Linked DNA regions of Homo sapiens: all the other regions are linked to region 1. A link is a loop called in an ENCODE intact Hi-C map of the cell type or tissue named here. Cell type or tissue: ascending aorta. All regions are shown on one strand.

Region 1 (8,000 bases):
AGGTCAGGAGTTCAAGACCAGCCTGACCAACACAGTGAAACCTCATGTCTACTAAAAATACAAAAATTAGCTGGGAATGGTGGCACATGCCTGTAATCCCAGCTACTTGGGAGGCTGAGGTGGTAGGATCGCTTGAACCTGGGAGGCGGAGGTTGCAGTGAGCCGAGATTGCACCACTACACTCCAGCCTGGGCAACAGAGTAAGACTCCATCTCAAAAAAAAAAAAAAGAAAAAACAATAACTATTACTAGGTGCTGTGCTTAGGGGCAAATTTTGTTTTCTTTCTGTAATTTACAATTTCTACAAGGACTTTTGCTAACCAAAAGCAAAAGTATATTGGCTGGGCAAATGAAGAGGAAAAAAGGACCCTCATGCTGGTTGCTGCATCCTAATGTGAGGCTATCCACAAGTATATTTCCAAATATTGCAATAAATAGAATTCTCCCTGATGATCAAATTACAAAAGGCTGGCTAGGGTTTGGGAAAATAAACACCAATTCAGAAGACAAAGCAATCAGGGAGTTCTCTGCAGGATTAAAGTGGAGGCACATCTCTGGTTTTAAACAATTCCTCGGGCCAGTGTGGGTTCAGCACATCTCTATGTGCCCAGCCGAAAAGAAAAGACCAGAGGAGGCTCAAAGACCTTTCAAGTGGCCCATCGCTTAAAAGGACAGGCTTGGAGAGAAAAGAAAGACTCTTAAATCATGTAACACGCTCGCTGGGACGCAACTCTCCCCGCCCCCACCTCTCTCTTAAGCTACATCCACTTTCAGAAAATACTTTCCAGATATCAAGAGAAAAAGGAGCCTTTCTTTCCATGCCATTCATTCGCCACATATGGTACTGCTCTGAATAGAGGCCTTATGAAGGAGGGTCCAATACCACCGCCATGGGCCATGCCACTGACCACAAACAGCAATAAATAGATGAGGATTTATATGTCCGTGACGTAGAGGCACGTTGGCTAATTCAGATGGCGCGTCCATCACGTTCCAACATCCAGTAAATGTTTACTGAGTGCCGAGTAAGCACAGGGCACTATTTGTAATACTATCCCAGACACACACGTGCACACATGCACACAGGCATGCACACACACACATATACGTATACACACAGCTCCTTTGTTCTGTTTTAGGGCTGAGGCTAGAAAAGCAATGATTTAGGCTAGAGGTATTTGACAGTTTCATTCAACATATCACACATCTCCTGCAACGGGAAGAGGAGCAGAGGCAGACAGAAAGTTTCCAGTCCCTAAGGAAGGATAAAGGGCAACACACCACTGCATCACATTACTAGAGGCCCTGGACAAAGAGGGCTAAACTCTGTAGTGGAGGCAGAGAGGAGCCCTCAGCCTTCCCAAAACTCCAAAGACAGCATCCAAGGAGAACAGAGGTACTGCAGCCCCTAGTCCTGGGGGAAATTGCAATACCAGGTTGATCTGCCAGGTCCTCCCATCCCCACCCAAGAATCACGTCGGCACCCCCTTCATCATACGTACTTTTGCCCCCATTGTTCTTCAAGACGTTGGAGAGGTTGACAGATGCGGTGCCTAGCAGTTCATTTCTCAAGGTATGGCAGCTCCAGACCTTTAAATCTAAATGACTCTGTGCCGTGACATTCCTGAAAAACAAATACCTGATTCATTACATCCAAGCAGATCATTCCTATAACTTAGAAGAAAACATTTAAACTAAACTGCTGACATCTTGGGGAGGGGGAACCAAAACAGGCAGACACCCACATATATCCTTTCCCCTCTCAAAGCTGACCCTGTAACCCTCTAGATAATAATGAACGCTCTATGAGCTCAATGGTGTAGGAACACCTAAAAAGAGTCACCTTGGGTACCATAGGTAGAAAAAGTCGGAGGTGCCACAGGGAATCTGTACCTCCCACAACCCCCTCGGAGCACCCTCTCTCTTTCCCCATCTTGCTGCGTTCAAAAAGAAGGGGCTTTCTCTTACAAAATGATGATCTCATTCCAGAGAAGCTCAGAGCTCCCAATGCGCTTCCCAGTCTTCTTGGTCTCACTGGGGAGTCCATCCACCGCCACCTCCACGTAGGAGTTAATTCGAGGTTGACGATTATGCACCTTGGGCTTTGCGGACACCACTGGGAGAGAAAGAAAGAAAAAGTCAAAGATGAGTCCCAGGGCTCCCAGATGCCCCCCTGTGGCAGATGTTCCGGCTCTTTTTAGTTATTGCTTTAAAAAATAAATCAATACATTTTGTTTTGTCTTGATTCTAAAAACTTTTTAAAGAAATGTGAGTACACACACCAAAAAAAATATGAAGTGTAAAAAAAAAAAAAAAATCCCTAACCTGAAACCACTGGGATAACTGCCAGTGATCATCATCACCAATTTATCGTTGGTAAATTGCCTTCCAGATTTTCATCTTTTATTTATTCAATTCTTTAAAAATTCTTCACCCCCATAAGTCACTCTTAAATGACTGCAATACAAGCCCATAATAGGTATATGTTAACTATTCTTTCATTGTCGAATAGACTGCTTGCAATTGTTCGCTCTGGGGAAATTACCGTGAACATATACATCTGCATGCCTTTCTTGAGTATTCCTCCAAAGGATACGAACACTTTTTAAAGTTCTTAAAACTGCCCATTCCTTTCCAAGAAAGGTAAACCCATGTAGCCTCCCATCAGTGCTACAGGAGAATATTCATTTTACCAGACATCACAGAGTGCTAAGGGATATGCTTGTTCACTTTTTGCAAATCCATGGGTTAAAAACGCATGGTGTAAAGACAACAGCTAAGGCCGGGCGTGGCGGCTCATGCCTGGAATCCCAGCACTTTGGGAGGCCAAGGTGGGAGGGCTGCTTCAGCCCAGGAGTTCAAGACCAGCCTGGGAACATAACAAAATTTATAATTTTTTTTTTTTTTCTGAGATAGAGTTTGGCTCTTGTTGCCCAGGCTGGAGTGTAATGCCACAATCTCGGCTCACTGCAACCTCTGCCTCCCAGGTTAAGCAATTCTCCTGCCTTAGCCTCCTGAGTAGCTGGGATTACAGGCGCCCGCCACCGTGCCTGGCTAATTTTTGTATTTTTAGTAGAGACAGGGTTTCACCATGTTGGCCAGGCTGGTCTCAAACTCCTGACCTCAGATGATCTGCCTACCTTGGCCTCCCAAAGTGCTGGGATTACAGGCGTGAGCCACCGCACCTGGCCAATTTATAAATTTTAACTGAAATAAATAAAGATAATATTTAAGATTTTATGAGTACTTATTAAAGACCCTCTGCCATGTGCATACATTTTCTAACTGAATCCTCACAACAAACCCATGAGGCAGGGAATATATCATCACCCCATTTTACCCAGGAGAAAACAGGCTTGAGAGGCAAGGTCACTCTCCCACTCTACATAGCCAGGGAGCTACAAGCCAGACTGTGCACCCGGCCGGTCTGATTCCACATCATGCTGCATATTATTATTGAACTTTACTTATTTGTTCTATTGCTGTTCTTCGATTACCAGCAAGGTTGAATATTTTTGCCATGTGTCGTTAGTCATCTACATTTCTTCTTCCGCTCATAGCCTTCATGTGGCAACAATTCTGATGTTCGTTTGGGACCAGCAAGCCAAAGACTCATGGAGTACAAAGCTACACAAGCATCACACCGAGGAGCTAGACAGACATCCTAGTGTATATTACCCCTGGTGGAAACGCCAGGTCGCTAGGGTAAAACACATCTAGACGTCTCCCATCCTGCCCCAAATCAGAGATACAACTGATGCTCCCTTGCCTGTAATGGCAAGTCTATCCTAGCCTGAGCTTCCCTGTTTGAGTATAAGCAAATCCCTCCCTCCCAGACTCTTCTGAAAGGTGACAGTCCTACAATGGTGTCTACAACTTGGCAAAGGCCAAATTCACCTTCAGATTTTTTATAGCAGTAACTATCTTCCTCTGGCCCCAAAGGAACAGAAGGGAGGAAGACAACAGATAAAAAATCAGCTGTGGCTAAGATTCAGAAGCGACAAGGGAACAGTACTAGGGACAAAGGTTTGTGGTACTGAGGCATGGCCCAGGGTAGAAAAATGAGGTGCAGTGATTTACACACGGACCAAGGTTAACTGAGGCCACCTGGTGGTAAGAGCATGAATCTACATGCCTTTAAAAAATAGGGACTACAAATGGTGCATTACTTAGGACGTTTGACTTTACAGGGGTGCGAAAGCGATATGCATTCAGTAAAAACTGTATTTTAAATTTTGAATTTTGGTCTTTTCGCAGAATAGTCATATGCGGTACTACTGGGCAGCGGCAGTGAGCCGCAACACCAGTCAGCCACGTGATCACAGGGGCAAACAATTGATACTCTGCCGTGTACCCCTTCACCAGATGATCTTGCCTAGCTGCGGGATATCGAAGTGTCCTGAGCACATTTAAGGTAGGCTAGGCTAAGCTATGATGCTCGGCAGATTAGGAGTATCAGATGCATTTTCAACTTGCGATATGTTCAACTTATGATGGGTTTTTCAGGACGTAACCCCACTGTAAGTTGAGAAGTATCTGCGCTCATACACATACACACTTTTTCCTGAAACTCTGAGAGTAAGCTCTAGACATTGTGCCCCTTTACTCCTAAATATTTCTGGGTGTATTTCCCAACAAACACATTTTTTAACATAACCAATAGCACAATTATCAAAATCAGGACATTTAACTTTTTATAATACTAATATTTAATTTACAGACTTTATTCGTATTTTGCCAATTGTCCTATCGATGCCCATCATCGCAAAAAAAAAAAGAAAGAAAAAAAAATTTGTTCTGGTCCAGGCCCCAATCTAGGATCATACTGGCATTTAGTACTCTTATTTTGAAGCAGGGCATGGTGGCTCACGCCTGTAATCCCAGCTCTTTGGGAGGCCGAGGCAGGCAGATCACTTGAGGCCAGGAGTTTGAGACCAGCCTGGGCAACATGGCTAAACCCTGTCTCTACCAAAAATACAAAAACTAGCTGGGCGTGGTGGGGCACAACAGTAGTCCCAGCTACTCAGGAGGCTGAGGCATGAGAACTGTTTGAACCCAGGAGGCGGAGGCTACAGTGAGCTGAGACCACACTCCAGCCTGGGTGATGGAGAGAGACTCTCACAAAAAAAAAAAAAAAAAAAAAAAAAACCTCCTATTTTTAAGTTTCCAATCTATAGAAAAATTGAAATAGAACAATAAATACTGTATACTCTTCACCAATTGTTATCATTTTGCCACATTTGCTTTCTGTTCTATGTGTCTATAGCATCACTACCCAAGAGAACTTCCATGATGACGAAAATGTTCCACATCTGTGCTGCCCAATACATTGCCATGAGACACATGTGGCTATTGACACTTGAAATATGGCTAGTGCAAATAAGGATATGATTTTTAAATGTTATATAATTGTAATTTAAGTGTAAACAGTTCTATGTGGCTACAGTGACTATTCTATTGGACACCAAAGGTTATAGATAAATGCCATCTATGTCTCTGTGTATGTGTGTGTGTGTGTGTGTGTGTGTGTGTGTGTGTATCCGCATTTTTTTTCCTAGGTAAAACCATTAAAAAGTAAGTTGTAGACCGGCTGGAGTGCAGTGGCACGATCACGGCTCACTGCAGCCTCGACCTACCTGGCTGAAGCGATCCTCCCACCTCAGCTTCCTGAGTAGCTGGGACTACCAGTGCGCAACACCACGCCTGGCTAACTTTTTAATTTTTTTTGTAGAGACGGGATTTCACCCCATTGGCCAGGCTGATCTCGAACTCCTGGGCTCAAGGAATCCACCTGGACTCAAGCGATCTACCCGCCAGAGCTTTCCAAAATGCTGGGATTACAAACATGAGCTACTGCCCAGTCCCCAGACATATTTTTAAAGCCATTTTTCCCCCAATTCAGTACCTAATCAATATATACAAATTGCCTGTGGCTACTATCTCCTTAATCTTTTAAAATCTAGAACATCCTCCCTTCTTTTCCATGGCAATGATTTTTGTTTGTTTAACTTTTTGGTTTTTTTCTTTTATAATCCCAGCAGCTTTGCCAAGGCAACAATGATTTTTAAAGACTTCCACCAGCTGTTTTAAAGAATGCAGCAAATTCTACATTTTTCTAATTGTGAAACTGCCTTTGCAAAATTATGACAGAGAAATCGGACATAGTTGATTCCATCTTACTTCTGATTTCTAGGCTGTCCTTGGTCATTCCTGGGCATGGGCCAAGCTAATTTTGGGAGAAATTTAGTTTATAGTTTCTTTTTTTTTTTGAGACCGGGTCTCCCTCTGCTGCCCAGGCTGGAGTGCAGTGGTGCAATCTCATCTCGCTGCAGCCTCCACCTCTGGGGCTCAAGCGATCTTCCCACCTCAGCCTCTCAAGTAGCTGGGACTACAGGTGTGAGCCACCATGCCTGGCTCATATTTGTATTTTTTGTAGAGACAGGGTTTCCATGTTGCCCAGGCTGGTCTCAAACTTTAAGCCTGAGCTCAAAGTCATCCACCCGCCTCAGCCTCCTAAAGTACTGGGATTACAGGCATGAGCCACCACACCCAGCCTATAGTTTAATCTTAAAGCAAGGATAGCTGGGCATGGTGGCTTATGCCTGTAATCCCAGCACTTTGGGAGGCTAAGGGAGGTAGATCACTTGAGACCAGGAGTTTGAAACCAGCCTGGCCAACTTGGTGAAACCCCGTCTCTACTACAAGTACAAAACTTAGCCGGGCGTGGTGGCGCACGCCTGTAGTTCCAGCTATTCAGGAGGCTAAGACACGAGAATCGCTTGAACCCAGGAGGCAGAAAGTGCAGTAAGCTGAGATTGTCCAACGCACTCCAGCCTGGGTAACAGAGCAAGACCCTGTCTCAAAAAAAAAAAAAAAAAAAAAAAAAGCAAGGATAATAACAGCCCTTCCCAAAACGAAACCACCTTTGTAAAACTAATCAACAGCCACAAGGTTAGGATTATGGGAGGGGCTTGAATTCTAATAAGAGGTAGGTATAGTTTCTATAATCCCTTACTGCTCAGGAGTCATGAAGCCAGAGGTCACAAGATTTGTGACTTCCCCAATTGCTCCCATAGATAACATCGCTATTGCAGAACCTAAGGTTGGTCTTTTGAGATTTTTTCTTTCTGGCAATCTACTGACTTTGCCTGGGCCCGTGACTTGACTCGTGAAACAAATTATCCTGTGGCCCCACCCAGAAGTGGACTCAGCACAGGACCATTTTCCACACCTCTATAATCTCATCCCCAACCAATAAGCAGCACCCATTCCCTAGTCCCCTACCTGTCAAATTGTCTATAAAAACCCTAATCTCTGAGCCTCCAGGAAGACTGATCTGAGTGATAACTCTGTCTCCCATATGGCCTGTTTTGTGTCAATTAAACTCTTTCTCTAATGCAATGCTACAGTCCCAGTGAATTTATTTATTTATTATTATTATTTTTTTAGATGGAGTCTTGCTCTGTCACCCAGGCTGGAGTGCAGTGGTGCAATCTTGACTCACTGCAACCTCTGCCTCCCAGGTTCAAGCAATTCTCTGCCTCAGCCTCCCAAGTATCTGGGATTACAGGCGCCTGCCATCACACCCAGCTAATTTTTTTGTATTTTTAGTAGAGACAGGATTTCACCATCTTGGCGAGGCTGGTCTTGAACTCCTGACCTCATGATCCCACCTAGGCCTCCCAAAGTGCTCGGATTACAGGCATGAGCCACCGCGCCCAGCAGTGAATTTATTTTATCTGTGCAGTGGGCAAGAAGAACCCACTGGGTGATTACAATTGTTTCCTCATGATTAGATTCGGTTTAAAGGCCAGGCACAGTGGCTCACCCTGTAATTGCAACACTTTAGGAGGCCGAGGCAGAAGGGCCACCTGAGCCCAGGAGTTCGAGACAAGCCTGGGCACCACAGCAAGACCCCAAATCTACAAAAAATAAAATATTAGCCAGGTGTAGTGGCTCACACCTGTAGTTCCAGTTACTCGAGAGGCTGAGATAGGAGG
Region 2 (8,000 bases), 63 kb before region 1:
GAGCCATCACGCCCAGCCTTTCTGTATCTTGATTATGATAGTGACTACCTGGCTGTATGCTTTTGTCAAAACTTACAGAACTATACACTAGTAAGGGTAAATTTTACTGTTTGTAAATTATAGTAACTTAATAATTTAAAAAAGCCATTTGTGGAGAAAATGTAAAAGTGAGCAAAAGTTGTAGAAGGCAGGTATGGCGTGAGGGTATGGTCAAAAAAACAGCAAGAATGTGGATGGGAATGTGATTCAGGCAAAATTCAAGACCCTACAAACATTTCTAAATTAATACATGTAGGATTCTATAAAGACTAGGGACATATCTCTCCCAAATGCCGAGAATTCATGGCTAGGCCGGGGGTGGCGGCTCACACCTGTAATCCCAGCACTTTAGGAGGCCAAGGGCGGAGGACTGCTTGAGCCCAAGAGTGCAAACCCAGCCTGGCAGCACAGGGAGACCTCGTCTCCATAAAAAATTATTTTAAATTAGCCAGGTATAGTGGCAAGTGCCTGTGATCCCAGCTATGCGGGAGGCTGAGGTGGGAGAATCATTTGAGCTGGGGAGGTCGAGGCCGCAGTGAGCTGTGATCACACTCACACCACTACACTCTATCCTGGGCAATAGAGCAAGAGACCCTGTTTCCAAAAAAAAAAAAAAAAAAAAAAAAAAGAATTCATGGCTGGCTGGATACCAGGTTCCAAGCATACTTTTCTATCTTGGTAAAAGAGGCCCAGAATATGAAAGGGAGGTTCATTGACCCCAGATTCAGGCCCACTGGTATTCAAGTTCAGCAAAAGAGAAGTTTCAAGGTATAAAAACTGATTACTGGCCAGGCATGGTGGCTCATGCCTGTAATCCCAGCACTTTGGAAGGCCGAGGTGGTTGGATTGCCTGAGGTCAGGAGTTCGAGACCAGCCTGGGGAATGGAGGCTGCAGTGAGCTGAGAGAGATCCTGCTGCTGCGCTCCAGCCTAGGTGACACAGCGAGACTCCATCTCAAAAAAACAAAACAAGGGCCAGGCGCGGTAGCTCACGCCTGTAATCCCAGCACTTTGGGAGGCCGAGGTGAGTGGATCACCTGAGGTCGGGACTTCCAGACCTGTCTGACCAACATGGAGAAATCCCGTGTCTACTAAAAATACAAAATTAGCCGGGCATGGTGGCGAATGCCTGTAATCCCAGCTACTCAGGAGGCTGAGGCAAGAGAATCACTTGAACCCTGGAGGCTGAGGTTGCAGTGTGCCGAGATCACACCATTGCACTCCAGCCGGGGCAACAAGAGCGAAAGTCTGTCTCAAAACAAACAAACAAAACAAAACAACCTGATTATTGATTTTCCTCCTATAAAACAGGCACAAAAAGTAAAATTACCTAATAAAACTCCTCTCACATTCCAATCCGGGTAAGCGGTATTTGCCTAGGATTACTAGAACCAAGAGGGCTCCCCACCTCAAGTCTGTCCTTCCTCTGAGCACACTCTTAACTGGTCATTGTCTTTTAATAGCTGCATGGAAAAAAAAATTCAGTGGAGCTGGGCCAGTTTCCAGCAAGACAGAACCAGAAAGAAACAGGCACTTAAAATAGAAGCATGAAAAAATAAAAAAGGAAGCCGTAATGGGAAAAGAAACAGTGTCCACCACCCAGAGAAGCGCCAATAAATAAACCTACTCCCACCTGCACCCCCCTCAATTCTTCCTCCCCACTCAAATGTGGATTAGAAAAAAAAAAAAAAAGGAGAGGGCGGGTAAAAGGAGAAGTGAACCGGGAAAGGCACAATTAGAGTTAAAATGGGCCCCTTCTGGTCACTGCAAGCGCAATTTACGGCTCCATTCCACACCCTACCTCTGGACTGCCAGCCTCACAAATGACAGGGAAGGTAAAAATAAAATCGCTGCCAAGTCCATTCTAAATTACAGAAAGACTTCCGGAAGACAAACAATTTCCTTTTGCGCACCCTAGAGTACAGAGCAACCTTCTCAAAGGTGGCAATTTCATTAGACTAAAAAAACTCACCTTGAGAGAGAAGGTATAGTAAATGGTGACTTGTCCAATCTACTTCCAGGCCGTATGTTGGGCTTAGCTGAGAAGAGTGCTCAAATGCCCTCCCAAACTTCAAAGAGAGCTAGAGAGTTCAGAGGGGAAGTGTTCACCTGCTCAACGTGGCCATTGATGGCTTGAGGTACCCTGAACAGAGACAGCAGCCTGTGATTTGTCCTATGACCTGAGATCCCCTGACCCTGAATTATGAGTGCATAGGACACTGTTGCCGCTTAGGAGATGAGCATCCCCATCAACCTCCACTGTGCACAGGAGGAATCTCCATGGGGCTGGCCCCCAAGGAATGCAGAGCACAACCTGTACAGGTGCGCCAGAAAAGCCTCTTCACTTTCTCGCTACTGGCATCATTCCCTGTTTGAATCTGGCCCACTCACTGCCTCCTTTTACTATAGCTCCAGACCAGAAAGGACTACACAGGACCTTGAATGAATGGGGGACTACAGTATATTAGAGTGTTCTTTCTTTCCTTTTTTTTTTTTTAACTAGAGATCGAGTCTTGCTATGTTGTCCTGGCTGGTCTCAAACTCCTGGCCTCAAGCAATCCTCCAGCCTCGGCCTCCCAAAGTGTTGGGATTAGAGGCATGAGCTGGGTAGAGCATTATTTCTAAGTGTTCTGACACGACAAATCACAAGGCAGGAATTCAGCAGGACGGAGGCAGGCTCCAAAAAGAATATGTTCAATGGACATCCCTCAAAATACCTCTCTAGACCCCTACCAAGGGAGAGTCAGACCCTTTGCTGATCTACTTGCCCGGCATTCTCTTCCTGGACTTTCCACCCAGGTGGCCAAATTCCTAGGCCAAATCTCAGTCCAAATGTCCCTCATCTCCCAGGCTACAGTAAATTTCCTTTCATTCTCTCATAACATCCTAATTGTTCCCTTTATGGCACTGCTATGTGTCACTACACATTCATGAGGGCAGAGATCATGTCTTGTTTTGTGAACCTCTGGAGACTCAGCACCTAGTGTGTGCCTGGCCCACAGTAGGATTCAGGAAATATCTGTTGAATGAAGGAAAGATGCAAGCTGTCAGGTTCAAAATCACTCTTGGGCCTGTAACCTCCAGTACTTTGCATATTCTTTCCAATCCAGTCACTCATCACCTCCCCGACTCCTTTAAAGAATGGAATCGGACCACCACGCCTGGCTAATTTTTTTGATTTTTTTTTATAGCGATGGGGGTCTTGAACTCCTAAGGTGAAGTGATCCTCCCACCTCGGCCTCCCAAAGTGCTGGGATTACAGGTCTGAGCCACCATGGCTGGCCCATTAGAGAGAGTCTTTCTACTGTGGGGAGAATTTCTAAAATGACATCCCTCTCACTCTAGCCCCCCTCCAATGCCTAAAACCTGTGAATATGACAAGGTGCCACACCCTTGAGTATGTCGTCAAGTATGTCGTCGTGTACCACAGCAGACCTTAAGAAAGGGGATCATCGGGCGGGGCGGGGGTGGGGGGCGGTGCTCTCTCAGTCTAATTAGCATCACATCACCTCCTGGAAGCAGAGCGCCTTCTCCAGCAGGTGGCAGGAGAGAAAATCAGAGAGATTCAAATCACAGGGAGATCTGACACTCCTTTCCTGGCTCGAAGGTGGAGGGGGCACCGTGAGAAGGAATGCAGGGGTCGGGGCCAGGGGGAAGCTTAAGGAGTTGAGAGGGACCCCCGCTGATGGTCAGCAAGGAATGGGCACCTCAGTCCTACAACTGCAAATAACTAAATTCAGCTAAGGACCTGAATGACTTTTTTTTTCTTTTTCTTTTTTTTTGAGACAGGGTCTCCCTCTGTCGCCCAGGCTGGAGTGCAGTGGTGCAATCACAGCTCACTGCATCCTCGACCTCCCTGGGCTCAAGCGATCCTCCCGCCTCAGCCTCCTGAGTAACCGGGATGACAGGCATGCGCCACCATGCCTAGCTAATTTCTGTATTTTTTTTGTTGAGATGGGGTTTGGCTATGTTGCTTAGGCTGGTCTCAAACTCCTGTACTCAAGCCATCTGCCCACCTCAGCCTGCCAAAGTGCTGGAATTACAGGCGTGAGCCACTGTGCCCAGCCCTGAATGACCTTTGATATGAATTCTTCCCCAGTGTATGCAGATAAGAATGTTGTCCTGCCAGAGCCTTGATTTTGGCCTTGTGAGACCCTGAAGGGAAAAGTCAGCCGTGTGATCCTGGACTTATGACCTACAGAACTGTGAGCTAATAAATGGTGTTGTTTTAAGCCCTGAGTTTGTGGTGATTTGTTACAGAGCAATAGAAAATGAATGCAAATAAATGACAATTCAATTTCCACAGTAGAAGATGGAACTCTCAAATACATGCATGACTAGGGAACAGCCTTGACCCAGTTCTTGCTGGTCTAGTTCAGCAGCCCTCATACAGTTATGGCATCACTCTGTGGGATCCAGTGCCCATGTCGAAGGAGCAGCATTCCAGTGATCCTAATGTCCTCAAGGAGACACTCAATCCTAAGATTCAATAATCACTTGGGAATTTGAACACCTAGTATAAATGAGATATTACCTATTCTTAGAGGGTAAGTAACATTCTTTTCTGGCAGAGTTGAAGTACACGGACTTTACACCTTCTTTTCCCAAACAAGACTTATTTATGTGTCAATTCTTCTCTGATTCCAATACTAACCTTAAAAGCTGCAAGGATTTGAAAAGAACAGTCGGTGAAAAGCATTCAACACAGAAATATCAATCATGAAGAAAAAAACAGATGAAGCCACAGAGACTGTGCAGGCAGTGGGACCCCAGCACACTCTTGGTGGTTCACCTTGCAAGCACAAGGCGGCTGTGATAAAGGGCGCCCCCTCTTCTCTGTGGTCCTCAAATTATCGCATCTCAGGAGTCAAGGCGCCAGGGAACGTAAACCAGCAACATGACCCACCCAGAAGTTTTGGCGAATGAAGAGCAGGAACACGAGACTCTTTCAGCTCAGCAAATATTTATTGAGCTGCTACTACGTGCAGTGAGGCACTATTCTAGGTCCTGCTGGGGACACAAAGATGAATGAGGCACACAGAGCCGTGGCCTGGTGTTTGAGTGAAAGCTTCAGCACCACTTCCCCCAAGCCCCTTCCTCCCCAAAAAAACCACAAACCAGGTGGAAGAAATAACTCCTCGGAAGTCTCCAATTCATCATCCTTTTTCTAAGTGTAAAGAAAAATGTATAACTTTATTTAAAAGAAAACTTTTTTTTTTTACTGGTTCTAAAGGTAAAATTTCAAAGAAAAGGAACAAAACCAACCGGGCCCTAATCTCCCATTCTCCACTACAAAATAATGAGTATCTGCACCACATCCTACTCTAGGTTTTCACTAATTTCATTAAATTTTCTTTGTGTCATTTTGTCGTTATAGAGTTGTACTGTTAGGCCGGATGCGGTAGCTTACGCCTATAATCCCAACACTTTGGGAGGCTGAGGAAAGAGGATCCAAGACCAGACTAGGCAACACAGGAAGACACTGTCACTACAAAAAAAAATTTAAAAATTAGCCAGGCATGGTGGCGCACACCTGTAGTCTCAGCTACCTGGGAGACTGAGGTGGGAAGATCACTTGAGCCTGGGAGGTCGAGGCTGCAGTGAGCTGTGATTGTGCCACTGCACTCCAGCCTGGGTGACAGAGCGAAACCCTGTCTCAAAAAAAAAAAAAAAAAAAAAAAAGAGTTGACCTTCAAAGGCCATTTGAAAACACAAAACACACAAAGTAGACCCAAAATATAGACATGCTGTATATAAAACTCAGCATAAGGCCAAACAGAAAACCTTCAGGCCGGGAGCCAGTCAATGAGCTCTTGCTCTCTTCACACCACTGGATGCAGAATTTCACACTCCATTATCAAATAGTCAGGGAGCCAAAGATACCTTCAACCCATCAAGACTTTTCTTGAAAAGGCAGACCAAACACAGTGGAAAGTGGAAAGTTACGCCAGGCGTGGTGGCTCACACCTGTAATCCCAGCACTTTGGGAGGCCAAGGCAGGTGGATCACGAGGTCAGGAGTTCGAGACCAGCCTGGCCAACAGGTGAAACCCCATCTCTACTAAAAATACAAAAACTAGCTGAGCGTGGTGGAGCGCGCCCAGCTACTCGGGAGGCTGAGGCAGGAGAATCGCTTGAACCCCAGAGGCAGAGGTTGCAATGAGCCGAGATGGCGCCACTGCACTCCAGCCTGAGCGACAGAGTGAGACTCTGTCTCAAAAAAAGTAAAAAAAGTGGAAAGTTAGTCAAAGATGGGAAACAGAAACTGTAGGACAGACAGAAATTAACAAGAGGAAGAAAACAACTCTAAAGATATCAAGAATCACGAGAAACATAAATGAACTGTGACAGTTTAAAATCATATGGTTTTTTAAAACTCTAGTTAAATGCTGTTACAAAAAAACACTACCTAAAATATAAGTACCAAATAGGTTAAAATGAAATGAATAGGGAAAAAAATATGCCAAGTGGACACAAAACAAAAGGAAGCTGGGATAGTTAGGTTAACGTCACACCAAACGGGTTTTGTTGTTGTTGTTGTATTTTTTTTTTATTTTTTATTTTTGAGATAGAGTCTCCCTCTGTCACCCAGGCTGGAGTGCAGTGGCGTGATCTCAGCTCACTGCAACCTCCACCTCCCAAGTTCAAGCAATCCTCCTGCCTCAGCCTCCCGAGTAGCTGAGACTACAGGCACATGCCACCACACCCAGCTAATTTTTGTATTTTTAGTGAGATGTGGTTTCACCATGTTGGCCAGGATGGTCTCGATCTCCCGACCTCGTGATCCACCCACCTCAGTCTCCCACAGTGCTGGGATTACAGGCGTGAGCCACCGCACCTGGCCACCAAATGGGTCTTTTAATGATTTTTAAAATTAAGGTATAATTTACATAGAGTAAAATTTACCCTTTCTAAGGGTACAATTTGGCAAGTTTTACCAAATGTTTATAGTGGTGTTACCATCACCACAACTGAGACATAGAACATTCCCATTGCTCCCAAAATTTCCTTGTGCCCCTTTGCAGTCAATCCCTCCTCCAATGCCCCCACATCTTCAGATTGGATTTCTGTCCCTAGAATTTTGCCTTTTCCAGGATGTTATATAAATGGAATCATATAGAACATAAGCTTCTATGTCTGGCTTCTTAAGCTTAGCCTAATACTTTTAAGAGTCATTCACGTTGTTAAGTTACTTTTTATTTGTCAGACCAAATAAATATACATCTTTTTTAGAGATGGGAGTCTTGTTATGCTGCCCAGGCTAGACTCGAACTCCTGGACTCAAGCAATCCTCCCAGCTCAGCCTCCCCAGTGGCTGGGACTATAGGCACATACCACTGTGCCTGGCTTCAGACCAAATAAATTTTAAGAGAAAAAGCACTAAAAACAAGAATAACAAGATAAGGCCAAAACGTTCTATTCATCCATAAGACATATGTCAAATTGTACTCTAGATCCAATGAAATAACCTCGAAATACATAAAGCAGAAATTCATCAGAATGATCTGGCACCACCCTTTACCAGTGTCATCTCTTCCTATGACTCCACTTCCCCTTCCTCTCCAGTGGGACTGGCCTCTCCACTGTTCCTTCAACTCCAAAGGCACATTCCTAACTTAAGGCCTTTCCAACAGCCATTCTTCTGCCCAAACTCTCTTTCCCCAGATATCCTCATGGTTACATTCCTTGCCTCCTTCAAATCTTTGCTTAAAAGTCACCTTCTCAACAACACCTCTCTTGACTGCCCTATTTAATACTGCAACCGGCTCTTATATGATACATTTATACATATTTTTCGCATGAATCAAACTCATTTTTTAAGTAATAAAAATCAATAAAACCAAGGGAAAAAAGGAACACTCTGGGATTCTGCATTATTATAGAAACCAAGGCACAAAATGTTTCTAGAGAGGACTAGTCCATGATGTTAAACTGGCAGACAGGTCAGGGGGGCTTTGGTGAC
Region 3 (8,000 bases), 130 kb before region 1:
GGAAGAAGCGAAGGAAAGGAGAATTGAAACATCTCCAGCTATGCATGTGGCTCCCGCGCTGTGCCTCCCACGGGCTCCGCTTCTCAATCCGGGTTCTCCACGCTCCCAGGACCCTCAACGGGGCACGTGGCAGGACCTCCCTTTCCATATTCACATTGTGTCCCTCTTTCCAGTTAAATACAGACGCTGGGACGCCCCTCCCCAGAACTGGCTCACTTTCTGACAGATGTCCCTACACCCTGCACCAGCCAGTCTACTGTTCACCAGGAGGCAGCGTGGCGTGAACGGCAGCGCCCATGGACTGGCGCGCCCTCTCTGGGCTCTACCCTTCGCCCCCATAGAGCTGGTAACCTAAAAATGTAAAAAGCTGGAGATAGTTCTGGAGAAACCAGAGCTTTCTCAGTGGCTGCCCTGTAGGTACTGAAGAGTTTCCATGTTGCTTTGCATAGGACTTGTCAAGAGGGGGCCCAGGGTCTCTGGGCCACAGACTTTACGTTTTGTTCTACACTAGTGTTGATTCCAAATGCCCTTCCAGAAGGCTTAGTGTCTCAGTGGGACATTCCCAAATGCCGTGACAGTGTCACCTCCCAGAGACAGGCAGCAGGTGGGCAGCTATGGTTTCACCTGGCCCTGTCATCCCAAGGCCCTCAACAGAGCACATATTTAATGTTCAGTAAAGTCTGTGGCCCAGCGACCCTGGGCTCCCTCTTGACAAGTCCTGTACAAAGCAACATGGAAACTCTTCACTACCTACAGGGCAGCCACTGAGAAAGCTCTGGTTTCTCCAGAACTCTCTCTAGCTTCTTGCATTTTTAGGTTACGAGCTCTATGGGGGCAAAGGGTGGAGCCCCGAGAGGGTGAGCCAGTCCACGGGGGCTGCCGTTCACGCCACGCTGCCTCCTGGTGAACAGGCCCAGGGCCTCCTCCAATGCTGCCCCTTCCTGGAGGTCTCAGAGAAAGAGCAGATTCCCCTGGTGCCCCTGGCACACTTCACCAGGAGAGGGAAGAGGAGGGAGAGGAGGAGGGAACTAGGCAGACCCCTGGGGCCCCCTTACCATGGCGATGAATCTGCCTATAAAGCGAAAGTAGGTGAGGTGGTCCGGGTTGATGGAGGAGGCGGGGTTGATCTGCAGGCAGTAATTGTTCTTTCCGGCATATTCAAATAAACAATACATAGGGTTGAGCACCTCATGAGACAGGAGGAAAAACCACTCTCTGTGAGGGAAGAGACAGAAAAGACAAGAATAATGGGTCCCTTCGTGCACATCTGCACAGGAGCTGTGTCTCTTCACCATCGTGTCTCAGGTTAGTATGGGGACACGTGTCCCAGGGAGTCGAGCCCTGTGACAAGCACCCGGGCTAACCTATATGAACAGCTGGTCAGTGAACAGGGCAGGCTCAGACCTACAGTGAACCAGGGCGGCAACTGCATTTGAGGATGATATTTGGGAAAACGTGTGATTGTCGGCTCCCAGGTGATGTGTTCCAAGACTTTACATCACAATATCCAGAGCTTCTAATGGTAAAGGGGGTCCTTGTACCCTGGGTCACCATGCTCAGTTGCCTAGGCTGTGCACTGCACAAGGGCACGATGCATGTTTATTACAATAATTTTTCTGCAAAGGTTCTGTTTGAATAGTAACTACCCTGTTTCCACTCTACCTGGGCGGGCAACATAACGTAAATACACAGCAACACATTTCCAACCCCGATCCATGACAATGTAATCCATGCTGCCTTCAGATGAGAAACCTCATGCCCACCAGCTATGCAACACTCTTGCACTTTGCCCTCCCTTCACCCCCAGACCCCAACACCATCCCCGTTCCCACACTTCCACGCATTCATCTGAACCAACACCCGTGCCCTGGGTGCGAGCCTCAGGCATGAATTCAGAGTCCTTTTGGGCTTGAGCTAAACCAGCAAGGGGATGTCCCAAGGGGGCCAGTCCCCAGCTGCTGGGCTGTTTGTGGCTGGGCAGACGAGGAGTCCGTCGACGCAGAGGGTGCCCCGGTATCCTGTCCGTGGTTCTACCCTGTGGTAGAACAGCATGACGTAACCTACCATAGGGTAAAACCACTGGCAGGACACAGAGAGAGACACACACAGGGCGCGGCCACACCAGAAGCCCACCAAGCAGAGCCTGGAGAGGAGGTCACCACGGAAAAAAGGAACATCCATCCACGGGGCCAGCGCAGAAGGCAACGCCACCACCGAACAGAGGACCAGAAGCAAGTTAACCCAACACCAAGCGGGAAGACATGCCCACACCGGGAGAGGTCTCGAGCGGAGAGGTCGCTGCGGGCCACAGCGCTCTCTCTCTCTGCCGGGGCCCTTCTGCCCTGCTGTCCAAGGCAGCATTTCCCAGAGGGCCTGTTAACTTTTATGGGTGGACCAGGGTGAAGGCAAGACAATGCTTTGGACTCTTTTTAGGGTGACATAAGCCGTTACAGTTTTACTGACCCCAGGCATGTGACATGCAGTTGAGCCCTGCTCAAGGCCCTGTGGATCGTGACACAGCTTATCCACACGGGGACACCTGACTTCACCTGCCCTGGCTGCCTTAAGAGGAGGGGATCCCAGGGTCAACTCTAATGGATGACCACATGGCCCCTATATTCAACTGCCCAGATGCTGCTGGCCTGGTTGTTAAAGTACAGAAACATGACACATTGGTAGATAACAGAGCCATTGTACTGAGCTCTCGCCCCTCCCAGGAGTCCTCCGTCGCCTCATGACCCAGTAACTAAAGGCTTAATGTCCAGCCCAGTGGGGCACCCCAGGCCCCTGTTCCAGGCCCAATGGACTGGCCACATGGATTCACGTATTTTGTTTTTTTGTTTGTTTTGTTTTTGAGATGGAGTTTCGCTCTTGTTGCCCAGGATGGAGTGCAATGGCACGATCTCGGCTCACTGCAACCTCCTGCCTCCCAGGTTCAAGCGATTCTCCCGCCTCAGCCTCCCCAGGAGCTGGGATTACAGGCATGCACCACCACGCCCAGCTAATTGTGTATTTTTAATAGAGACGGGGTTTCTCCATGTTGGTCAGGCTGGTCTCGAACCCCCGACCTCAGGTGATCCACCTGCCTCAGCCTCCCAAAGTGCTGGGATTATAGGCGTGAGCCACCGCGCCTGGCGGGTTCACGTATTTTGAATGCCACACTGTGCCCATTCCTGAAGATGCATGAGAGCTTTGGGAGGGAATGTGAGCAGGGGGCAGGCAGCTTTCTGGCCATTGATGCTGTAGCCTGGGGAAGCGGGGTACAGGGCAGCCTTCCGGGGCACTCAAGCTCACCTGGCGATGCCCCCATAGTCCAGGCCCTCCTCGCCACGCATGATGATGTAGAGCCGGCGGCGCAGGTCATAGGGTTTCATGTTCATGATCTGGGAAGACAGAGCATCGGGCCAGCCTGCCACTCTCCCTTCCACAGCAGGCAGGGGCGGGAGGGACAGGGGACTCTAAGGCCCAATATCCAGCAGACACAGTCACCAAGACTCACGCCCTGGAAAGTCTGCAGTGTGGGTTTAACAGGCCACGCGATAGGAGATGGGGTGCTGGGAGGAGGGCGTCGGCCTGCCACTGGTTTCGGGCACCATGATCTAACCTGTTGGAAGGAATCTTCGAAAAGCGTCTGCCTGGAAACGCTGATCTTCACGTGGCTAGGTAGGGCATTTGACTGAAAAAAAAAAAAGAAAAGAACTTTAAATCGAGCCTCAAGTGGTCATCTGTTCTCCTGTCTGTATGAACAGGCATTCCCCAGCCTGCTGGGCCAGGAGGCAATAGCATGTGCCCTAGGAATGAAAACTAGCTTCCTAGAGACAGCCAGCTCCGGGTTAGACAAGTGTCTTGCGCCCGCCTAAGACACAAACATTCCGATACCTGCTGCTGTGCCGGGAACTCACACTGAAATAACTCAATAACCCCAACTGCCACGGGAGCCCCAGTACCAGAACTCACATGGCAGAGGAAACGGAACTGGTGATACTTCCACCGAAAACTGCGGTCATAAGCACCAGGGGAACCTTGCTTCGTCCTAGGAAGAGCAAAGATGTTCAGGGGTTCATGCGATTTCTCAGAAAATGAACAATTTGTCTTTGTCAGCCCTAAGGAAAGCTGGTGCTATGTTAATTTAAAGATTAGTAATGTAAGGTGAGGAAGTGACTGTCATTAAGATCCTTGAAGAATAAAAAAGAAAATCTAGAAATAAAGCCAGACTTCTTGCTTTTAGAGAAATAACTCTAGTGTCATTCGGAATAAACAGGATAGTCCCTTCCTCCCCATCCCATCTTATTTATTTGTTTGTTCGTTTTCTAGAGACGGGGTCTTGCTCTGTCACCCAGGCTGCAGTGCAGTGGTGTGATCATGGCTCACTGCGGCCTCGAATTCCTGGTCTTAAGCGATCCTCCCGCTTTAGCTTTCCAAGTAGCTAGGACTACAGGAGTGTGCTACCACACCGAGCTAATTTTAAATGTATTATTATTTTTTAGAAACAGGGACTCACTCTGTCACCTGAGCTGGAGTGCAGTGGTGCCATCATAGCTCACTGCAGCCTCAAACTCCTGAGCTCAAGGGATCCTCCCACCTCAGCCTCCTATGTAGCTGGGACTACAGGCATGCACCACCACATCCAGCTAATTTTTAATTTTTTTTTGTAGAGATGGGGTCTTGCCATTTTTCTCAGCCTGGTTAATCTTTTTTATTGTTGTGGAGACACGGTCTCGCTATGTTGTCCAGGCTGGTCTCAAACTCCTGGGCTCAAGCTATCCTCCCATCCCCTTTAATATGACATCAACATTGGCCACTAGAGGGCAGTAAGGGCAGTAGAACGCACCACAGGGGCCACCCAAAGTGGGCCTCCCAGAGCCAGAACAAGGACAGCCTGGGCCTCGGCTCCTGACACTGCTGCTACCTGCACAAAGTCCTTACCCCGACTCAAACCCCGGGCGAGGATCCTTAAAGGTGGTGGTGCGGGTATTGTGGTCCACAAAGTATCGCACCCCCTCGCTGGTGTATTTCATCTCCCATCCTGGGGGCAGAGCTGGTTCCTGGATCATCCTGGAAACACGGGAAGAAAAGGGTGAAGGGCTGGCCCCACCTTCTGGACCTTGGTGGTTGGAGGCTGGGTCCTCAAAGTGTGGCTTTGTCTCTGCAGAGCCCATGAGGGACTTTGAGGACATGCACCCAAGAAGCATGACCCAAGTCGTGAGAACAGTTCTGCAGCACGGAGAGGTCACTTATTATCTCATGGCCAAAAACCCAGCCCTGCATGGATGGCATTGGACTGAGCAGCCACCAGCAATCCTGAGGCACCCTGTGCCCCAGCACAGCTTCACTTGGGGGTGTTGGGAGACCAGGATGCCCTCAACCTTTTTGCAATCCAATTATCAGCAGCCAGCACAATCAGTATGGAGACCAGCAACACCCGCCAGCCGGGCCGCCCTCCATCCACCAGGAAGGTCTATTTAAGAAACCCCTTTTAAGCTCTCATCAGGCCAACAGTGTATCTGTACGGTGAGAGTCTCAAGACACTTGTGTGTGGCTAAAGGTCCCTGACATCAGCCCTCTGGGACGATGCAGTCCAAAGCCACCTGCCCAGTGCTGGAGCTGCACAGAGACCCAGCCCAGCCCGGCCCCCCTCTCAGCCCAAGTCCTTACCCCTGGGTCCGGGGATCCTCCCACTGGGTCGTGCGAGTGTTATGGTTCACGTAATACACCCGTCCATTGTCCTGTCTCTTCTCTGCCACATGAGAAGAAAGAAAGAACATCAGATTCAAACACGGAGAGCCGGTGTCCTTTCCCTGAGGTTCCCACCTCCTGGGTGCTGGGTCTGAGTTTATCTCCCTGTTGTCAGCCTGTTAGAGAAGAACCAGCCAAAGCCAAGCTCACTCACACTTGTCACTGGGAAAGGGACAAAGAGGGTCCTTCCTTGTTGGTGGTGGGGGGCGGGGGTGACATACTTCCAACTCGAGATGAAGCACTTCTTTGGTTGATTGGTCGGAGGGAGGGGGTGGTGTGGCCACCCAGAGGGAGCAGCACAGCTCAAACCAGAGGCATAATTGCTCCCAGCTGTGTGCAGCATGGAAGCCGGGCAGTCCCTAACCCGCCAGGCCCCCCACCCAAGTCCCTCACAGCTGATCCCTGGTCCTGGGACCCTCTGCACTGCATGCAGCTAACCTGGGCGCCTCTGTCCTACAGGGCGTGGTCCTTATGGAGTGGCTGCATTTCCCTCGCACCTCTCTGATCAGTGCTCTGCACCCTGCGCCCCTGTACCCTCCAAGTTCTCCCTCTTCTCCCACTTACAGGCTAAGTCTTGTTCTAAAACTCTCATACCCTGGCACGCCTCTTTCTTGCTTATAAGCAAATAAATGATATCTGGGGCTGAGGACACTTACACTGCCCAGCCTCTTCTTAGACTTGTATCTTTTTTTTCTTTTTTATATAAAGACAGGGTCTCGCTATGTTGTCCTGGCTGGTCTCGAACTCCTGGCCTCAAGTGATCCTCCCGCCTCAGCCTCCCAAAGTACTGGGATTACAGGCAATAAGCCACCGTGCCTGGCCTGCCTATCCTGTTCTTAGGCCTAAGTATGTGCTTTGAGACAGGGGAATGTTCATGGAGTGGGGCTGGGGAACAAATACACTTTTCCTCTGCTCTGAACAATCTCTGTTCTCTTGCCCTTTACTGATATACTGATAAGGGCTCTGGGGTCCCCAAGGGAGGAGTCTGTGCTCCAGGGGCAGACCCAACCCTAGCTGGTGATTCTGGACCTTGAGAGGGATTGAAAGGGATAACCTCTCAGCTCCAGGTAGACAGGAGAAAAAAAAAACAAAAAACTAGGGGGTAAAGCTCTTGGCTCAAAAGAGGTCACCTTTCCCAGGAAGTTCCTGAGCCTTCAAATCTGCTTCTCTCCTGAAAACAAATGATGCTAATGGCTCTCCTTTTACAAGACAGGGCAGCATTAAAGAAACAAAAATAATCAGTTCCAGAAGCTACAGGGAACCAGAAAGCTGAAAAAGGAGCAGAACAGGGAAGTGCAACAACCCCCTCCTGACTCCAAGACTCGAGCTGCAGTGCTCCCAACACCAGACCAAGGCCTCAGTCTCCCTCCCACTCTCTGCCTTACCTGGTATCTATGACTCGACTGAAATTTTACAAACAGACATTATTTGTCAATCATACCTCAGTAAAGCTGGAAAAACAAATAAATAAAATAAAAATAAAGACAGGCTGGGCACGGTGGATCACGCCTGTAATCCCAGCACTTTGGGAGGCTGAGGCAGGAGGATCGCTCGAGCCCAGGAGTTCGAGACCAGCCTGGGCAACACAGCGAGACTTCATCTCTATTTTGTAAATAAAAAATAAATAAAAGAAAGCCAAAGGAAAGAAAGAACAGGAGGTGCCCAGAGCTGTTACAGAGCTACCACCACCTCAGAACACACAGAAGGAAGGCTTCCCAAGAGGTTTCCAGGGGAGGGGCTGCTCCCAGCCCCGAAGCTACTGCTTTGAACTAGATCCTCCACGTCTGCCCTGTTAAGGGCCAAAGCCAAGGCTAACCACAGGGCCAGGGGGATCTGTCCAGCGGGCTTGAGGCCTGTGTCGTCATTTCTGGCACTGCTGCTGTGTGGAGGCCTCCCAAGGCCGGCTGGCTGCCTCGCGGCATTCAGTTTCAGTTGGGGGCTGGGAAAGACCCCAGGAACACCTGGCTCGACCTCATTTTAGGACAAAGGGACTCAGACATATTCAGCCACAGGCCCAGGGTCAGGGCTGCCGAGGGCAGATGTGGATCTGAACCCGAGGTGTCCTGAGTCCCACAGCAGTGTGTGGGGAAGATGCGGGGTCTCTCCTGGGGCAGCAGAGAGGGACACCAGCAGGCTGGGTTAGCAAGCTGCCGATCACTCTCACTTGGTCTGGCTGTTCTTCCTGTTCATTCTCGGTGAGCCCTGGGGAGCCGGCCCCAGCCACAGCCCTGGGGCAGCCAACACAGATCCCCAAGGATCTGAGA
Region 4 (8,000 bases), 51 kb before region 1:
CCCAGCTAATTTTTTTTTGTATTTTTACTAGAGATGGGGTTTCACTATGTTGGCCAGGATGGTCTGGATCTCTTGACCTTGCGATATGCCTGCCTCGGCCTCCCACAGTGCTAGGATTACAGGCATGAGCCACCGTTCCCGACCGAGTTGAAAACTTTTATCTGCACAGAAACCTGCACACTAATGTTTATGGCAGCTTTATTATTCATCATTGCCAAAACTTGGAAGCAACCAGTAAATGAATGAATAAACTGTGGAGGAGGAATGTAAAAGTGAATGGATAAACTGTGGTACATGCAGACAATGAAATATTATTCAGTACCCAAAATATCAAGCCATGAGAAGACGTGAAAGAAACGTAAATCCCAATTACTAAGTGAAAGAAGCCAATCTGACAAGGCTATATACTCTATGATCCAGCTATACGACATTCTGGAAATGGCAAAACTATGCAGACAATAAAATATCAGTGGTTACAATGGGCTGGGGACGGGAGGGAGAGATGAATAGATGAAGCACAGGGCAGTGAAACTACTCTGTATGACAGAGTAATGGTGGATACATGTGAGGGCCAAGGCACGTGGATCACTTGAGTCCAGGAGTTCAAGACCAGCCTGGCCAACATGGGGAAACCTCATCTCTACTAAAAATACAAAAAAAAAAAATTAGCTGGGCATGGTGGTGAATGCTTGTAATCCCAGCTACTCAGGAGGCTGAGGCATGAGACTCACTTGAACCTGGGAGGCAGAGGTTGCAGTAAGCTGAGATTGAGCCACTGCACTCCAGCCAGTGGAATGACAGAGCGAGACTCTGTCCAAAAAAAAAAAAAAAAAATTAAAGAGTGAAACCTAATATACATTTTGGACTTTGAGTGACAATGATGTGTCAATGCAGGCTCATCATTCTAACAAATGTACCACTCTGGTGGGGGATGTTGATAGTGGGGAAGAGAGTATATATGTTTGGGGGAACCTAAAAGTGCTCTAAAAAAAACACGGCAGATTTCACCCAGCAAAAACAAACAAACAAACAAGAACACCAACAAAAAAGCAGATGGCAGGCTGGATTCAGCCTGCAAACCCTAGTTTGCTACGCTATCATCCCTAATATCTTACATGTCAACATTTCTAAATGACTTTTATTTCCTCAAATACATCAAGTTCTCTTACTCCTCCTTGCCTTCACTCATGCTGTACCCTCTGCCTGCAGTGACATCCCTGAACCCCACTTCGTCGGTCTGGCAAACTCCTTCAAAATACTGCTCAAATGTGGGAGGTCTTCCCCAAATCTCCCAGGCATATCTAGGTAATGTCCCACTACATTCCTCTTGCATGTGTACATACCATCACCATGGATCCATCACACTAGACTCTAACTCATCCATGCATCTGTCTCCTACTAGAGACACTCCCTGATGTCAGGGACCCTGACTTTTCATCATTTTTTTTTTTTTTTTGAGATGGAGTCTCAGTCTGTTGCCCAGGCTGGAGTGCAGTGGTGTGATCTCGGCTCACTGCAAGCTCCACCTCCTGGGTTCACACCATTCTCCTGCCTCAGCCTCCCGAGTAGCTGGGACTACAGGCGCACACCACCACGCCCGGCTAATTTTTTTGTATTTTTAGTAGGGACGGGGTTTCACCGTGTTAGCCAGGATGGTCTCAATCTCCTGACCTCATGATCTGCCCACCTTGGCCTCCCAAAGTGCTGGGATTACAGGCGTGAGCCACTGCGCCCGGCCGACTTTTCATCTTTTAATCACCACGACAGCTCAGAGCCTGGCATTCATGTATATCAAGTGAATATTGCCTTCAACGGCAGAGATTTGCCTTCCTTCCTCCTAGTTTATAACCAGCTTTCTGGCGCATGCCACATCTGGCATTATAAACATCTCTCTAGGCTCATACAGAGTAAATGCCAAATAAATATCTATGCAATAAATAAATGTATAATAAGGTACCATGTATCATTTTAATTGATGCAAAATAAACCAATGTATAAATGAGTGTGTAATTAATCTCCATGATTTTTTTTTTAAGAGACAGGGTCTCCCTATGTTGTCCAGGCTGGAGTGCAGTGGCACGATCATAACTCACTGCAGCCTCAAACTCCTGGCCTCAAGCGATCCTTCTGCCTCAGCCTCCCAAAGAGCTGGGACTCAGGCATACAGCCACCATGCCCAGCCATGATTACTTTTCAACGTCTGGCTTGGAGAATGCAGTGGGACCCTTGACCACTGTCTCAATCCTATTCCATATTTACCAACTGCTCAGAAGAAAGCCCTGCCTACAAGCAGGGACTTTGAGCAGGGACTATGTCTTAATTATAACTGAATGAATGAATGAATGAATGAATGAATGAATAAATAAATAAATAAATAACACTTATTCCATTGTCTTCCCCAGCAACAGAAATGAGGCAATACCCAGATTTTAAGCATAAGCTACTGCATGGGAGGACTTTCCTGCTGACAGGGCAACATCTCTAAATAACTGCAGTTCCCAATCAAGCAGCCTTTAGTCACCTCAGTGGAAGGAGGGGTGGCAACCGCCAGCCAACAATGACTGTGAGAATGGCCTAGTGCCCAAGGCTCAGCTCCTATCCACCCTCCACCCCTCCTCCCTGCTAGCTCTGCTTCCCAATTCTCCCCCGGCCCTCCCAGGACTTCCTGAAGTGTTCACAGTGGACTCACACCCGCCTGAGTTTATTTTTCTTTCCTTTCTGGGATAGGCTGTCTGCAGACACAGTTGATGATCTATTTAGAGCTCACCGGAGACGGTTAGGCTTTATAAGTCTCCGAGATTACAGATCTTTTAAATCTTCAGAGGCCGTTAATGCCAAGGCAAGGGAGCCAATAAATCTGATATGTTTTCATCAAAGCAGGACAAAAAAAGAAGAGTAAAGGAGTGAGAAAGAAAACTATCTAAGAGGCTCTGAAACTTTTCCATGTAAAAAAATCACTGGGAAAGACATCTTAAAATGCAGATTGTGACCAACACTGGCCACTACTGACAGCTGATGAGGGCCACAGGCAAATCCAAGGTCCCCAGGCCTACATGCACACACAAACACACACATACACACTCTCTCATGTGCGTTCACATGCATTCTTAAACAAAATAGCTTAAATACATATACACATAAGAAAGGAAAATAAATTGTTGAAGGCTCTATATATAGCTTCTTTTTTTTTTTTTTTTTTTTTTTTAGCAACAGCATCTAGCTCTGTTGCCCAGGCTGGATTGCAGGGTCTCCATCTTGGCTCACTATAGCCTCAAATTCCTGGGCTCAAGCAATCCTCCCAACTCAGCCTCCCAAAGTGCTGGGATTACAGGCATGAGCCACTGCACCTAGCTATTGACACTTCGCTTCTTGTTTGTTTGTTTTTTTTTTTTGAGATGGAGCTTTGCTCTTGTTGACCAGGCTGGAGTGCAATGGCACGATCTGGGCTCACCACAACCTCCACTTCCCAGATTCAAGTGATTCTCCTGCCTCAGCTCCCCACGTAGCCGGGATTACAGGCATGCGCCACCACGCCTGGCTAACTTTGTATTTTTAGAAGAGATGGGGTTTCTCCATGTTGGTCAGGCTGGTCTTGAACTTCCGACCTCAGGTGATCCACTCACCTCAGCCTCCCAAAGCGCTGGGATTACACCCAGCCTGCACGCTGAGCCACTGCGCCCAGCTGACAGCTTCTTAACTAAGATCCCTTATGTTAATCCCTATTAATGAAAAATTTTATGAATCAAAAAGCAAATTAAATGCATTCTTCTCATTTTGTTGTTGTTGTTCCATTTCCCTGTATGACTATGGAAATTTTACTGAGATTCTAGACAGAGGAGCCAGTTATTCAAGCCAGAGGAAGTCGTGAGGTGCTAGGAGGAGCAGCTCCACTCACAGACAGTCCTGTGGGCTTCATTCCAACTTGACTCCCTGCTATGGTTTGGATGCAGTTTGTCCCCACCAAAATTCATGTTGAAATTTGATTCCCAATGTGGCAGAGTTGGGAGGTGAGACCTAGTGGGAGGTGTTTAGGTCATGGGGGTGGATCCCTCATGAATAAATTAATGTCCTCTCATGGGGGTGAGTGAGTTCTCTCTGTTGGGAACCTGCAAGAATGGGTTATTAAAAAGAGCCTGGCCAGGCGCGGTGGCTCACAGCTGTAATCCCAGCACTTTAGGAGGCCGAGGCGGGCAGATCACCTGAGGTCGGGAGTTCGAGACCAGCCTGACCAACATGGAGAAACCCCATCTCTACTAAAAATACAAAATTAGTCAGGCATGGTGGCGCATGCCTGTAATCCCAGCTACTCAGGGGCTGAGGCAGGAGAATAGCTTGAACCTGGGAGAGAGAAGTTGCAGTGAGCTGAGTTTGCACCATTGCAGTCCACCCTGGGCAACAAGAGTGAAACTCCATCTCAAAAAAATTAAAAAAAAAAAAAATAAGAAAAATAAATAAAAAGGCAGGGCATGGTGGCTCATGCCTGTAATCCCAGCACTTTGGGAGGCCAAGGTGCGTGGATCGCCTGAAGTCAGGAGTTTGAGACCAGCCTGACCAATATGGTGAAACCCCGTCTCTACTAAAAATGCAAAAATTAGTCGGGCATGGTGGCATGTGCCTGTAGTCCCAGCTACTCTGGAGGATGAGACAGGAGAATTGCTTGAACCTGGGAGGCAGAGTTTATAGTGAGCCGAGATCGTGGCACTGCACTCCAGCCTGGGCGACAGAGCAAGACTCCATCTCAAATTTAAAAATAAATAAATAAATAATAAAAAGAGCCTGGCAGCAGGTGTAGGGCCTGGCACACACCTGTAGTCCCAGCTACTTGGGAGGCTAAAGCAAGAGGATCCCTGGAGCCCAGGATTTTGAGGCTGCAGTGAGCTGTGGGTGAGCCACTGCACTCTAGCCAGGGTGACAGAGCAAGACTCTAAATATATATTTCGTTTAAAGAAGAATAAAATAATGAACACTTGGGAGCCACCACCCAGGCAAAGAAACAACATGACCAGTATCTTAGAAACTTTCTCTGTACTCTTTTCTCATTACACCTGTCTGCCTCCTCCCAAGATAACCTCCTGAATTCAGGATTCATTATTCCCATTCTTTTTTCTTTTTTTTTTTTTCTTGAGACAGAGTCTCACTCCATCACTCAGCTGGAGTGCAGTGGCGCAATCTCGGCTCACTGCAACCTCCACCTCGGGGGTTCAAGTGATTCTCCTACCTCAGCCTCCCGAATAGCAGGGATTACAGGTGCACGCCACCATGCCAAGCTAATTTTTATATTTTTAGTAGAGAAGAAGTTTCGCCATGTTGGCCAGGCTGGTCTTGAACTCCTGACCTCAAGTGATCCATCCGCCTCGACCTCCCCAAAATGCTGGGATTACAGGCGTGAGCCACCACACCCAGCCCCATCCATTTTTTATAGTTTTACTGCCTCTGAAGGTATCCATACAACATGTATTGTTTGGCTTTGCATTTTTCAACTTTCTACGTATGACATCCTACTATGGTACTGTTTTCTATGACCTGCTTCTCTTGTTCAACATTATGTTTCTAAGATTCCACCATATGGATATAACCATTTTTCACCCATTTTTACTGTGAGACAGTATTCCATTATAAGAGTGTATGACAATTTATGATATAACTCTTTCTTTACATAATCAGACCTCTGATTCCATATTAACACAGTCTGTGGGCAAACAAATGTATGCCGCATGAATTGCTGGTGGCAGTCCCATGCTGGCTTCCATGTGCCAGACCAGATAAGTATTCTTTTTTTTTTTTTTTTTTTTTGAGATGGAGTCTGGCTCTGTCACCCAGGCTGGAGTGCAGTGGCTAGATCTCAGCTCACTGCAACCTCCGCCTCCCAGGTTCAGGCAATTCTCCTGCCTCAGCCTTCTGAGTAGCTGGGATTATAGGCACACACCACCATGCCTGGCTAATTTTTGTACTTTTAGTAGAGACAGGGTTTCACCATGTTGGCCAGCCTGGTCTCAAACTCCTGACCTCAAGTGATCTGCCCGCCTCAGCCTCCCAAAGTGCTGGGATTACAGGCATGAGCCACCACGCCCAGGCTTCATCTGATTATTCTTGAAGAAGAGGCAAGATCCCACTAAGAAATGGAGCTGTGAGACCTTGCTTAGCAAGCAAGTGGTGCTCTGCGGGATGAGCTTGGACGAATGAACCCCTCAGATAAAACCCTTTCACAGTTCCAGTTCTACAGCTTTACCAAGCAGAGGAAAGAAGGAGAGGAAAGGGTTGCTTTGACATCGCAGTCTTCACCTTCATGGGCAGGTCAGAGCACCTTTGTTTGATCACAGTGAATAGCACCCAAGTCCAAGAAAAACCTACCCTTCAGACAGCAAAAGCTAAATATTTAGTCTGGGAGACAGCAGGCAGAAGCCCATCATTCTCTCTGCCCCCAGAAAGCAAGGACAGCAAAGGACTGCCCTTGATCCCAAAGGTCTGATTCATCACCTCCCAACTACAGTCCTTGATGTAAACGCACCGGTAATGCCTCACTTCCCAGGCTTAGCAGGGAAGGGGGGTAGGCATGCACAAACGAGTCTCCAGATACAAAGAAAACCCACTGCCACTTCCACCGAGTGCTCCCGTTGTGTAAGGCCCTCTGACTGACATGCCTCATCTCAGTTCATTCCCACAATAACCCTGTGAGACAGGTGATACCCCCACTTTACACCTGAAAAAAACTGGGGATCCGAGAGGTTTTGTGACTTATCCAAAATCATATAGCAAGTAAATGACAGGCCAGGATTCGATCTGCATCTCCTGATTCCAAAGCCCTACACCTTTATCCAATAGACTCCTTGGCCACCGCCTACAGTCATAAGCATGTGTGCACAGTGACCTTCATACCTGCAACAGCAAAGTGGAAAGGGGGCTTTTAAGGAGGCAAAGAGACAGCCTTTGGATAATATTTGCAAAAATATTTCCTGCTGAATGGCAACAGGTTCCATGTGAGTGCAGAATGAATAGTTACTTAGATGGCAGAGGCCAGGGAAAACTCAGATGCTACACGTAGTAAAAGCCTGCAGCAGCTAACAGACTGCAGAGGACTCCGATAAGGCTTACACTATCGGAAGGTACCTTGCTCACCAGTAACTAACTAGCACTGAATGTCTACCACGTGTGATGGGCCAAAATGCATCCGATTTCCTGTTGCAGCCTGGCTGCTGCAACACCGATGACCTGGTGTCATTCTCAACACCAATGACAACAAACGAGGTTTAACAGGATCTCTGAATTTCAAGGTCGATCAACTAGAGGAATTCAGAGACCAGTAAATAGGTCAAGAATTTAGATCCAAACTTGTTAATAGCTGAATCTGACTTTGAGCCCCAAATTAAGTTATATGGGTGTGTTTGAGACAAACTTTCCAACTCAGCTAAAAGACTAAGATGTAGTTACTAGCACCAAAGCTGAGAAGGCATCACTCTCTAAAGAGTGAAATACTCAAGTATTCCTTCCTCTCTAAAAGAGTGAAATGCTCAAGTATTCCTCGCCCACCGCTGTTCTAGCTTAAGAAATTGTTTCCTCCAGTTCCAGGTGCCCATCATGGCTTTGTTGACACAAGATTTGCCAGTTACACTGTCATTCATCACCCCGTGAGACCCAACTATTGTAAGTCACCTACCGAGACACGGAAAACATGACTGGTCTTTGGGAGTGAGGCAACGCCTTTACAGTGACTTGGAGAAAAGAGAATGGGGAAATGGCATCTCTGCTTCTAATAAAGGTACGGAAAAAAGATCCAAACGTCCATCTTGTCTTGCTCCCGCCACTTGCCAGTCACCACAACCTCATAAGCCCACAAAACAACCAAATCTGGAGAAGCTGACAGCTGTCCTCAGAGGGATCTTTTAAGATGCTGCGGGTATTGGCTAAAATCATATTCCATTTTTCAAAGCATTATTCCCCCTCCCTAGGGTCTGTTTGGGAAGTTTTTTTGTTTTTTTGTTTTTTTTACAGACATAGTCTCA

What was found. Peaks named below come from ENCODE experiments on the same cell type or tissue, not always from the same donor. Only the 100,000 strongest peaks of a DNase experiment are listed, where the experiment ranks them.
Region 2: a loop joins it to region 1, with 1.9 times the contacts of the local background. A loop is called at or near these places in 53 of 110 quality-filtered maps.
Region 3: it touches region 1 in a loop (6-fold over the local background); 102 of 110 quality-filtered maps call a loop at or near these places.
Region 4: a loop joins it to region 1, with 2.4 times the contacts of the local background. A loop is called at or near these places in 27 of 110 quality-filtered maps.

What each region holds. Positions count from the first base shown.
Region 1 is chr16:69,792,798-69,800,797 of GRCh38, reverse strand. WWP2 (WW domain containing E3 ubiquitin protein ligase 2) reads right to left here. Exons shown (of 24, transcript NM_001270454.2): 3 at 1,969-2,116; 4 at 1,503-1,624. Among named protein-coding and RNA genes, the nearest start is that of WWP2, 34 kb to the right of the region's middle. In ascending aorta, CTCF peaks have their summits at 2,175 (motif pointing left) and 4,115 (motif pointing left); no DNase peak of the experiment used is centred here; H3K4me3 peaks cover 1,648 bases; H3K27ac peaks cover 1,367 bases.
Region 2 is chr16:69,855,376-69,863,375 of GRCh38, reverse strand. All of the region lies in intron 6 of WWP2 (WW domain containing E3 ubiquitin protein ligase 2), which reads right to left. Among named protein-coding and RNA genes, the nearest start is that of MIR140, 74 kb to the left of the region's middle. In ascending aorta, a CTCF peak has its summit at 3,580 (motif pointing right); DNase peaks (open chromatin) are centred at 1,505 and 3,602; H3K4me3 peaks cover 1,203 bases; H3K27ac peaks cover 5,966 bases.
Region 3 is chr16:69,927,185-69,935,184 of GRCh38, reverse strand. It overlaps WWP2 (WW domain containing E3 ubiquitin protein ligase 2), which reads right to left. Exons shown (of 24, transcript NM_001270454.2): 12 at 5,656-5,737; 13 at 4,927-5,055; 14 at 3,958-4,033; 15 at 3,605-3,676; 16 at 3,295-3,383; 17 at 1,056-1,215. MIR140 (microRNA 140) reads right to left here and starts at 2,104; the gene lies at 2,005-2,104. RefSeq lists silencers at 1,333-1,523, 4,725-4,882. In ascending aorta, CTCF peaks have their summits at 4,590 and 4,792 (motif pointing right); DNase peaks (open chromatin) are centred at 4,854 and 7,584; H3K4me3 peaks cover 3,581 bases; H3K27ac peaks cover 8,000 bases.
Region 4 is chr16:69,843,843-69,851,842 of GRCh38, reverse strand. All of the region lies in intron 6 of WWP2 (WW domain containing E3 ubiquitin protein ligase 2), which reads right to left. Among named protein-coding and RNA genes, the nearest start is that of MIR140, 85 kb to the left of the region's middle. In ascending aorta, a CTCF peak has its summit at 3,031; a DNase peak (open chromatin) is centred at 2,592; H3K4me3 peaks cover 629 bases; H3K27ac peaks cover 3,144 bases.